Linked DNA regions of Homo sapiens: region 2 is linked to region 1. A link is a loop called in an ENCODE intact Hi-C map of the cell type or tissue named here. Cell type or tissue: HCT116. All regions are shown on one strand.

What was found. Peaks named below come from ENCODE experiments on the same cell type or tissue, not always from the same donor. Only the 100,000 strongest peaks of a DNase experiment are listed, where the experiment ranks them.
Region 2: it touches region 1 in a loop (4-fold over the local background); 8 of 110 quality-filtered maps call a loop at or near these places.

What each region holds. Positions count from the first base shown.
Region 1 is chr20:45,543,849-45,548,848 of GRCh38, forward strand. EPPIN-WFDC6 (EPPIN-WFDC6 readthrough) reads right to left here and starts at 3,553. Exons shown (of 5, transcript NM_001198986.2): 1 at 3,419-3,553; 2 at 1,791-1,922. The coding sequence starts at 3,509. It overlaps EPPIN (epididymal peptidase inhibitor), which reads right to left and starts at 3,553. Exons shown (of 4, transcript NM_020398.4): 1 at 3,419-3,553; 2 at 1,791-1,922. The coding sequence starts at 3,509. In HCT116, a CTCF peak has its summit at 2,409 (motif pointing right); a DNase peak (open chromatin) is centred at 2,403; H3K27me3 peaks cover 2,541 bases.
Region 2 is chr20:45,749,829-45,754,828 of GRCh38, forward strand. It overlaps the pseudogene SPINT5P. Among named protein-coding and RNA genes, the nearest start is that of SPINT4, 30 kb to the left of the region's middle. In HCT116, no CTCF peak of the experiment used is centred here; no DNase peak of the experiment used is centred here.

The DNA.
Region 1 (5,000 bases):
TACTCAACACACCGTGCTACCTCTATACCTCCATCCCTTTGCACTGCTCACAGTGACACTCTTCTTACTTCAAAACCTTTCTCAGACATCAACTGCTGTGATGTCACTCTTGACCCCATTCTACATTCCTCACTGCCACACCTTGCTTCAGAGTCTTGTGCATTCATTTTTCATTTGTTTATATCTTCAGTCTCATCCCTGAGGCTGTGAGTTTCTAGTGAGCAGGGAGTGAGTTTCTAGTGTATCTGCTTTCATCTTGGCATCCCAATTCCTAACAGGTAGCCTGGCACAGTACAGAACCTTATGGAACGTTGAGGATAAACGAAATGTATCCTGATCTGAACTGAATAAATTATTCATTGAGCACCTATTATGTGCTCAATGCTTCAAGGAACAGAGAAAAGGCATGATCTCTGCTATTTAGGAGCCCTTAGCCAAGAATTACAAATAAGCGAATAGGTATCAGGTGGCTACTGTGTGCCAGGCATAACTCTAATCACATCATGCAGATCAATTGGATCCTCAAAATAATCTTTTACACTGATCCTTTTATTATCTGAGGAAACTGACTCACAGTGAGGGAAAGTTGTTAATTTATCCAAGACAAAAAGGCTCGTAAAAACTGGAGGTAAGAGTTGAACTCAGGATGGCTGAATTCAGAATCCTTACCTGCTGGCATATGAGTGACTTAGCCCCCTAACCTGCCCACTCTACTTCTCTGTCAAGTCCTGTTCACTTTGCCTCCTATGTCCTACTCTTTCTTTCAAGCAGGTCCTACTCTTCTTCATCCCCTCAGCTACCTCTAGTTCCGGCCACCATTTCTATCATCTTGAAGTCCTTTAAGATACTCTGTTCCTCCTATTTTAAACTCGATAGATGTAGTATGAACCTGGTCATATGATGCCCCGCCTCGGTGGATTGCCATAGCCCTTGGGATCCAGGCAAGACTCTTTAATCTGGCCCACCATACCTGAATTGTTTGATCTCTGCCCACCCAGAATCTGTTTTCCTTGTACCATGCTCGTGCTCACTCTGCGTTCTGGACTCCCAAGGCCCCACCACTGAGCCTTTGTGCATGCTACTGCCTGTGCCTGGAAAACCCCTCCACCCACTTTTTGCCTAAAACATTACCCATCTTTCTCAACTCAACCCCAGATTTTCTTTCTCAAAGAAGGCAATCCCAACCCCCCTGACCACACTGAGACCAAATCCTATTGTGGGTCTCAGAGGCACTCAATCAGTATTTGTTGAATGAATAAAAACAGAATCTTTGATAGTCTTTTTGCATCCCAGGGTGATGGGCATGAAACTAAGATGCAGCAGAAAGGAGAAACCCTCTGTTCTGGAGCAGTCAGGAGAGGCGTTTTGGTGCAAAGTTGGATTTGTGTAGGCAGAGAGGTGGTCACTCCATAGCAAAAAAGTTGGGAAATATAAATTGCTTAATTTATCACTTGCAGCATATGTTAGGGCAACGATGGCCACCTGGGAGCTCAAAAAATTATAAGAGTGACAGGTATCCAAATAGCCAAAAGAATCTGATTCAATGCCACTGATTCACCAATGATTTGTTCTGGGAAACTGAGTCTCAGACATTACCTGATAGGATAAGGTCATTCCTAATGGCACACACCATATTTGGCACAGTAATGAATCTAAATCGCAGGTCTCCCAAGTCCAGCAGTTTTGCCAGAGACCAGCCCTCAGCGATCAGGGCACAAAGCCAGTCCAGGAAGGCAGAAGGTGAGGACAGGGGGAGGAGGGGTTGGTTATTCTGCAGCTCTGAATATTACCTTGTTTGAGATCTAAACATTTTTTTCCGCAGCTGAAGACACAACACTTCTTGTTGTCCTGGCATTGTCTGTCCTTTGTACACACATCCCTTTCTTGGAATTCACATTCTTCTCTGATTTTGGGACATCTCCCTAGGGAAAGAGCGGTTTTACACCCGTGTGCCTTAGAGAGCATAGTGTCTCCCCACTTTGCCAGACACAAGGCAATTCTAGAGAGTCAGGGAAGTTTGCTTTCAGTTTGCTTGCCCCCAGGAGTTCTTTTCCTCAGGGCAGCCTCACTCATTTCCCTACTGCCTACACCCCCACCACTCCCCAGTGACCTCTCCTCCCTCTATTCCCACCCCCCAGCTCCATCCCATCTAAGGCAGAATTTCTCAACCACTGGTGATATTTGGGCTGGATAATTCTTTGTTTGGGGGGCTGAACTGGGGATTGTAGGATGTTTAGCAGCATCCCAGGCCTCTTCCCATCAGAATCCAGTAGCACCCCTGATTGTAACAACTGAAAATGTCTCCAGGCACTGCAAAGGTCCCCTGGAAGGCAAAATCACACCATTGTGGGCCACTGATGTAAGCCAATGCGGTCTTTTTGGCCTTGTTGAGGAATCCATGTTTGGAAGTTCCTCTAGGTGGTAGTATTATACAGCAATTAGTATCACTTACCCCGGAGCCAGTTTAGATTTTGAATTCTGACTTGGTCTGAATTCTGACCCTCTCTGAACCTTGGTTTCATCATCTGTAAAATCATTTTGCCCTTACGGATTTTGTGAGAAAACAATGAGACAAAGTATATAAAGCCCTAATCAAAGTAACTGATGCACAGTCATATTATCTAACATTTGCTAAGTATTTACCATAAGCCGAGCACTCTTCTAAGCATTTTAAATGTATGATCTCATTTAATCTTTATAATTGCTCTATGAAGGAAGTTCTATTAATATCCCCATTTTACACATGCGGAAACTGAGACCCATGAAATTTAAGTAACTTGCCCAAGATTACAGGGCTACCAAGATTTGAACCCACTAAGTCTGATTCCAGATCCCTCTGTTGTTTTAGAAATCCCTTTTCAGAAATCCTTACTTCCTGAGTGTTCAGCAAATGATACCAATGATCATTGTTACATTATAGTCATGGAATTAATATTCCACAACTAATGTGTCTTAAGTTTAAAGAGACTTCTGGATGCTGTCCTTTATCTCAAAGTTAGGGAACCCCTAGGGATACAGGGACACTTTATGGGACTACATTTGAAAGAACCAAGAGTGGATAGAGATGATGCCTCAAGGAAGGGGCCTGTTTTGCTTGTGGGGTAAGGAGAAGGTCCCTTGGTTTCCCGGATTCCTGTAGCGACTCCCCTGAAAGCTAGATCCTGTGACTCTCCTCCACCTGCTTGATAAAGACCCTCCACTTCAAAGGAGCTGAAAGTGGGGATTGCCTAAGTTGGGGTTACTGCATTCCCAGAAGGAATCTTACACAGGAGGGATCTTACAAATATCTCTCTCCTCTCCCAACCCGGGACCTGGGCTAAGATGGTGGAAAGCAACCCACATCTGAAGAGTTCTTCCCTGTTCCTTCCTCCCAGCAAACTCCCCTCTCTCTAGGGTAAGGGCTGAGGCCAATACTTACTGGGAAATAACCAATCAGTCAGACCAGGTCCCTGGACATTCGCTAAGAGGACGAATAGCACCAGGAGGCTCAAAAGTCCAGAAGATCCCATGTTGAAGAGAGGCCAGCCTTTCTGGTGGTTCCCGAATTTGGAATGCTCAGCTGCTGCACCTTGGATATAAGAACTGGAGACAAGCCAGCCACCCCCTTTCTTGCTGGGAACACTAAGTTCCCAAGGTCACAAATGGGACTAACTGGCACCCACAGCTCACAGCTTGGGAGGAAGGGTCTCTTATTGAATGGATCTTGATCCTTACACCCCTAGGCTGCACTGGGCTGGGGGCTCTAGTCAACCACAGGGAGTGGGCAAAGCGTGTCTCCCACTTTCCAGGCTACCTTCAGAGTGAATGCCACCATCTTGGGTCTTCATCTTGATAACTTGGAGAGTGGTGGAATGTCCTCATTCTTCATTCATTTTCCATCGTACGTGCACACTTACTAGCACACTCCTTCTGCTTGTCTCTGACAATGTGTCTCTGTCGGTCTCTTGGTATCTCATTGTTTATCTGTGCCTCTCTGTGCCTAAGTCTACTGTTTCTCTTTCCCCATGGTCTCTGTGTTCCTTTCTCCCTCTCCCACAGTTTCCTCCCATCCTTCTGTCTTTTATTGTATCTTTGGTTCACTCATATTCGTTGACTAAGGCCAAAGAATACAGATTTGCCACAGAGCAGGGTGTAGGGGAGGAATCAGGCTGATAGCAGAGTCTTCAGAGAATGTTTCTCAAAGTTTTGTTGCTCTGAGAGCAAGAGAGGATATCAGAGCTTAGAGGGAGCCTTTATCATCACTGCCAGCTCCTTGATGTCTGAGGAACTATGAAGTGAAGGGACTTGCCTGGGAGACTGCAGTGGAATAAAGTTCAGTAACACAGCAGACTTTGGGGATTCTAACTGGGCTGCTAGAGGAGCTGTGGGAAAGAGGTGCTGGGGAACTTGGACAGCTTTCCTTTCCTACAGCCATGGAATCTACACTGGCCACTCAGCCAGTCCTGGGAAGAAGAGAGACACTCTTTACAGAGTAAATGTTATCCCGAGGGCTCCCGTTTTCTTCTCTAACTAGGAGTTACCCTTTTGGGCCAAGTTTGTTCTCCAAATTTTCCTACATGACAGACAGAGGCCAGACAAAGACAGCCTTATTATCAGAGAGTGACTATATGGTCACAAAATTTAGGATCACAGACAGCCGCCGTAAGAATCCCATGCCACCAACTTGACAATCTCACTTGAAGAGACTACCGAATCAAATTTTTCTTTTCTTTTTTCTTCTTTTCTTTTCTTCTCTTTTCCTTTCCTTTCCTTTCCTTTCCTCTTCTCTTCTCTTCTCCTTTCCTTTCCTTTCCTTTCCTTTCTTTTCTTTTCTTTTCTTTTTTTTCTTTAAAAACATTCTTGCTCTGTCATCCAGGCTGGAGTGCAGTGGCACAATCTCGGCTCACTGCAATCTCCACCTTCCCGGTTCAAGCAATTCGTGCCTCGACCTCCCAAGTAGCTGGGATTACAGGCATGCACCACCATGCACAGCTAATTTTTGTATATTTAGTAGAGATGAC
Region 2 (5,000 bases), 210 kb after region 1:
TGGGTTGGAAGTTTTAGTAGTCTGAGCCTGTGAGAACAAGAATGCCAAAAGAGTAGTAAAGAAAACCTGACTCTGGAATTCTCATTCACAGAATACTGCAACTATCCTCTGAAGAAGGGCACCTGTAATTCATATTTGACCAGATTCTACTACAACACTTTGACATTTTTATGTGAGCCCTTTGTCTTCAGTGGCTGTGGAGGCAACAGAAACAACTTTAAACAGAAATATTTCTGTGAAAAAATGTGTATTACTGAAAAGTAAGTCTCTGGATATCTTACCCAACCCTCAATGACACCAAACACTAGGGATCAAAGCTTTTTAAGGAAAAAGGAAATGAAAGGCAAGGGCAATGAGCAGGGAGGCAAGAAATTATACCTAAGTTAGGGATAGCCTGTCATAGGTATTAATTTCTCAGGTCACTTAAATGTCACTATAATCAGTCATAGGCATAAGTTTTTCAGGTAACTTAGTTTAATAACATTCTTGAAATTGTGAAAATTGAAGTTCAGCCAAGCACAGTGGTGTGCACCTGTAGTCCCAGCTACTTGGGAAGCTGAGGCAAGAAGATTACTTGAGCCCAGCATTCAAGACCAGCCTGGGCAATACAGCAAGACTTCCATTTAGATAGATAGATAGATAGATAGATAGATAGATAGATAGATAGACAGACAGACAGACAGACAGACAGACAGACAGACAGATAGATATAGATAGCCAGGCGCGGTGGCTTATGCCTGTAATCCCAGCACTTTGGGAGGCTGAGGCGGGCGGATCATGAGGTCAGTAGATCAAGACCATCCTGGCTAACATGGTGAAACCCCTTCCCTACTAAAAATACAAAAAGTTAGCTGGGCACGGTGGCACACACCTGTAATTCCAGCTACTCAGGAGGCTGAGGCAGGAGAATCGCTTGAACCCAGGAGGCAGAGGTTGCAGTGAGCCAAGATCATGCCACTGCACTCCATCCTGGGCAACAAGAACGAGACTCTGTCTCAAAAAAATAAAAATAAAAATAAAAATAAAGCTCAGAGAGGCTACTGATTTGCCCAAATTCACTCAGAAGAAGGACATGGATCCAGAGCTCCTAGCTCCCCACCAGCATCTCAGTACTACCAGGATGGCATCAGCTTTTTGAGATTGTGTTCAACATCTTATTGTTTCACAGTTAAATGGAAAGCTATGAGAATGTCAGAAGAGTAGGAGAAGACAAGGATCATGGTTTAGTATCCACTATAAAGAATAGCTAAACAATGGTCTTACACGCAAGAGCAGAGATATCACTTTATTCATCTGTATATTCTCAAAGTCTAGTACTATGTTTGCCCATTAATATTTTATGGATAGATGCATGGGTCAGGAGGAATATTAGTATTAAAGAGAGCTGTGAAGTTCTGCTGAGATGTTAAGGACCCATTGTTTGGGTCCTTATTGATACCAATGGCCATAATAATCTCTAAATTTATTTATTCATTAACAGGGACCAAAGTCAATAGGGCCTTAATATGACAGAAGGAGGAAACAAGGAAAAAGGAGTATGCTCTATGAAAAATCATGCCAAAGTTATTCTGAGAAAATAAATTGGATTATTTCTAAAAGATTTTTGAATTCTGAATTCTTTCTAATTTCCTTGCCCAGGTTTACCTTTCATACTAATTAGATATATAAAACTTTAACTGAAAATTTTCTGTATGTCAGCTCTGGTCTGAATTTATTCATCTCTCCCATTCTAGATTCTTCCAACATATACTGCAAATGACCTCTCTGCAGGGACCAACCTATCCATGTAATGCATCAGTGTATGTAAAGGCAATCATTATTGATATCTCCTCGGCATGACATGCCAAAACTGAGTTTCTTTCTGTATTTTGTCACTGACTTCAGTGGGATTTGCATGTAGGTGGCACCAAGATAATCATTATTAAATTCTTTCACCTGCTCCAAATCAAAGGGCATTCAACCCACAAAAGTGATCATATTCTAGGGAAATATCTTCAGTGCCCTAGCTACAAGCCATATGGAAATTGTGACTTTACAGCTGAGAGCTATGAGTCTTGAACCAAAGTGAACCTCTACTCTCAGAGCATGAAGGGCCACTCCCTTCTTCTCTGTCTTATTCATATTCTTGTCAAGGACTAAGCCTCACAAATGAATCTATTGATATAAATAGCTTATGCCAGTGTTCTAAGGGCCATAAACAGTAGAATAAACTGAAGCTCAGAGTGAAGCCACTTGTGGGTATTCTAGCTCGATCTCAACACTGGCAACCCCTAATCCTGAATTATGGGCATATCCTAGGAGAAATCATGGGAATTAGCAAAAAGTATGTGTTAAAGATGTCACCTAGTTCTGCTTCCAGGAATTACTCCTGTGCAAAAAAGGGACAAAGGAAACAAGAATGTTCTGGTAGCTTCTAGGTATTGAGGCAAAGTCTAGAATCTCAGACCATGCTGTGTCTTGGGCCTGAATGTCATGGTGCCTATTCATGGATTCTGAAGATTTTCCTTCCTCTGATTACTGTAAAAAACAGTGTTACATAAACAAGATTCAAGTGCAATTTTTTAAGTCTTTCAAAACTATAGTCTAGTCCAAAGAATTAATATAAGTAAAATATTCTCTGGAGACAAAGAATTACCGACAATGATGACCCAAAGTTCATTCTAGCCTCAAGTTTTCAGATTTCTTCTGGGCACTTGAGTAATTGCCCAAGTTTCTTTCTCAATCAATCCTATATTTGCATCTAAGAAAAAGGTATGTGTGTACTGTCTGTAGTGCTGAAGGAATATTTTATAATTACCCACAAAGATTAGTAAAAAGGCCCAAAGATATATGTGCATTGCAGACCTTCATAGAAAACCACATACCCAAGGACTAATACAGGACACAAATCCACAAGAAACCCAAGTGGATTTCACATTAAATTCAAGTGAGATATTTTGAGGAGAAAGTCACAGATAGAAGAGTAACAAAGATAAAAATATAAACCAAAACCTCAGAGTACAAACCAAAGACAGAATGAAAAGATTTTGGTTCTGACTCTAGCCTCTTCCCCTGAGTCATATCTTACCACTGGAGAAACTGAAAGGAAAAGATCCCATTACATATGAGATGGAAATTAAAAGTGGTTTAAGAAGATTCTGATTTCTCATTTAAAAAGCCCCAAAGAGTAGGCGTAGTGACTCACGCCTATAATCCCAGAACTTTAGGGGGTCAAGGCAGGAGGATCACTTGAGGCCAGGAGTTTGAGACCAGCCTGGGCAACACAGCAAAACTTGTCTATTAAAAAAATACAAAAGATGGCCAGGCCCGATGGCTCACACCTGTAATCCCAGCACTTTGGGAGGCCAAGGTGGGTGGATCACCTGAAGTCAGGAATTCGAGACCAGCCTGGCCAACGTGGTGAAACCCCATCTCTACTAAAAATACAAAATTAGCCAGGTGTGGTGGCGCATGCCTGTAGTCCCAGCTACTTGGGAGGCTGAGGCAGGAGAATCACTTGAACCCAAGAGGGAGAAGTTGCAGTGAGCCAAGATCATGCCATTGCACTCCAGCCTGGGCAACAAGAGCGAAACTCCACCTCAAAAAATAATAATAATAATAATAATACAAAAGGCCAGGTCCAGTGGCTCATGCCTGTAATCCCAGCACTTTGGGAGGCCAAAACAGGCGGATTGCTTGAGTTCACAAGTTCAAGACCAGCCTGGACAACACGGCAAAACTCCATCTCTACTTAAAATACAAAATTGGCAAGGCATGGTGGTACATGCCTGTAGTCCCAGCTGCTTGGGAGGCTAAGGTAGGATGCCGGCCTCAGCCAGGAGACAGAGGTTGCATGAGCCGAGATGGCACCACTGCACTCCAGCCTGGGCGATAGAGCCAGATCTTGTCTCAAAAAAAAAAAAAAAAAGGTGGTGGGGAGAAGAAAAAAAATTGTAATACAAAAGATAAACAAAACAAAAAGTTGTTTTTTTGGAAAGATAACAAAACTGGCAAACCTTTAGCTAGACTAACCAAGAAAAAAATGAAGACCAAATAAATAAAATCAGGGATGAAAAAGGACACATTACAACTGATACCGCAGAAATACAAAGAATCACTAGAGACTTTTTTTTTCCCCTGAGATGGAGTTTTGCTCTTGTTGCCCAGGCTGGAGTGCAATGGCACGATCTCAGCTCACTGCAACCTCCACCTCCCGGGTTCAAGCGATTCTCCTGCCTTAGCCTCCTGAGTAGCTGGGATTACAGGCATGTGCCACCACACCCAGCTAATTTTATATTTTTAGTAGAGACAGGGTTTCTCCATGTTGGTCAGGCTGGTCTTGAACTCCCGACCTCAGGTGATCCACTCGCCTCAGGCTTCCAAAGTGCTAGGATTACAGGCGTGAGCCACCGCATCCGGCCTGGATCATTAGAGGCTATTATGGAAAACTACACACCAACAAATTGGAAAACTAAAAAGATAAATTATTTGACACATACAACTTACCAAAATTGAATCATAAAGAAACAGAAAACTTAAACAGGCCAACTATGAGTAATGAGATGAAAGCAGAAATTAAACGTATCTCTTTAAAGAAAAGCATAGGACCTGATGGTTTTACTGCTGAATTCTACCAAATATTTGAAGAAGAATTAATACAAATTCTACTCAAATTATTCTAAAAAATTGAAGAGGGAATACTTCCAAACTCATTCTACAAGGCAAGAAGTACCCTGTGGCCAGGCATGGTGGCTCACGCCTGTAATCCCAGCACTTTGGGAGACTAAGAGACCAAGGCAGGTGGATGACTTGAGGCGAGGAGTTCAAGACCAGCCTGGCCAACATGGCGAAACCCTGTCTGTACTAAAAATACAAAAATTAGCCAGGGAGGTGGCGCATGCCTGTAATCCTAGCTACTCAGGAGGCCAAGGCATAAGGATCGCTTGAACCCAGGAGGTGGAGGCTGCAATGAGCCAAGATCGTGCCACTACACTCCAGCCTGGGCAACAGGGCGAGACTCT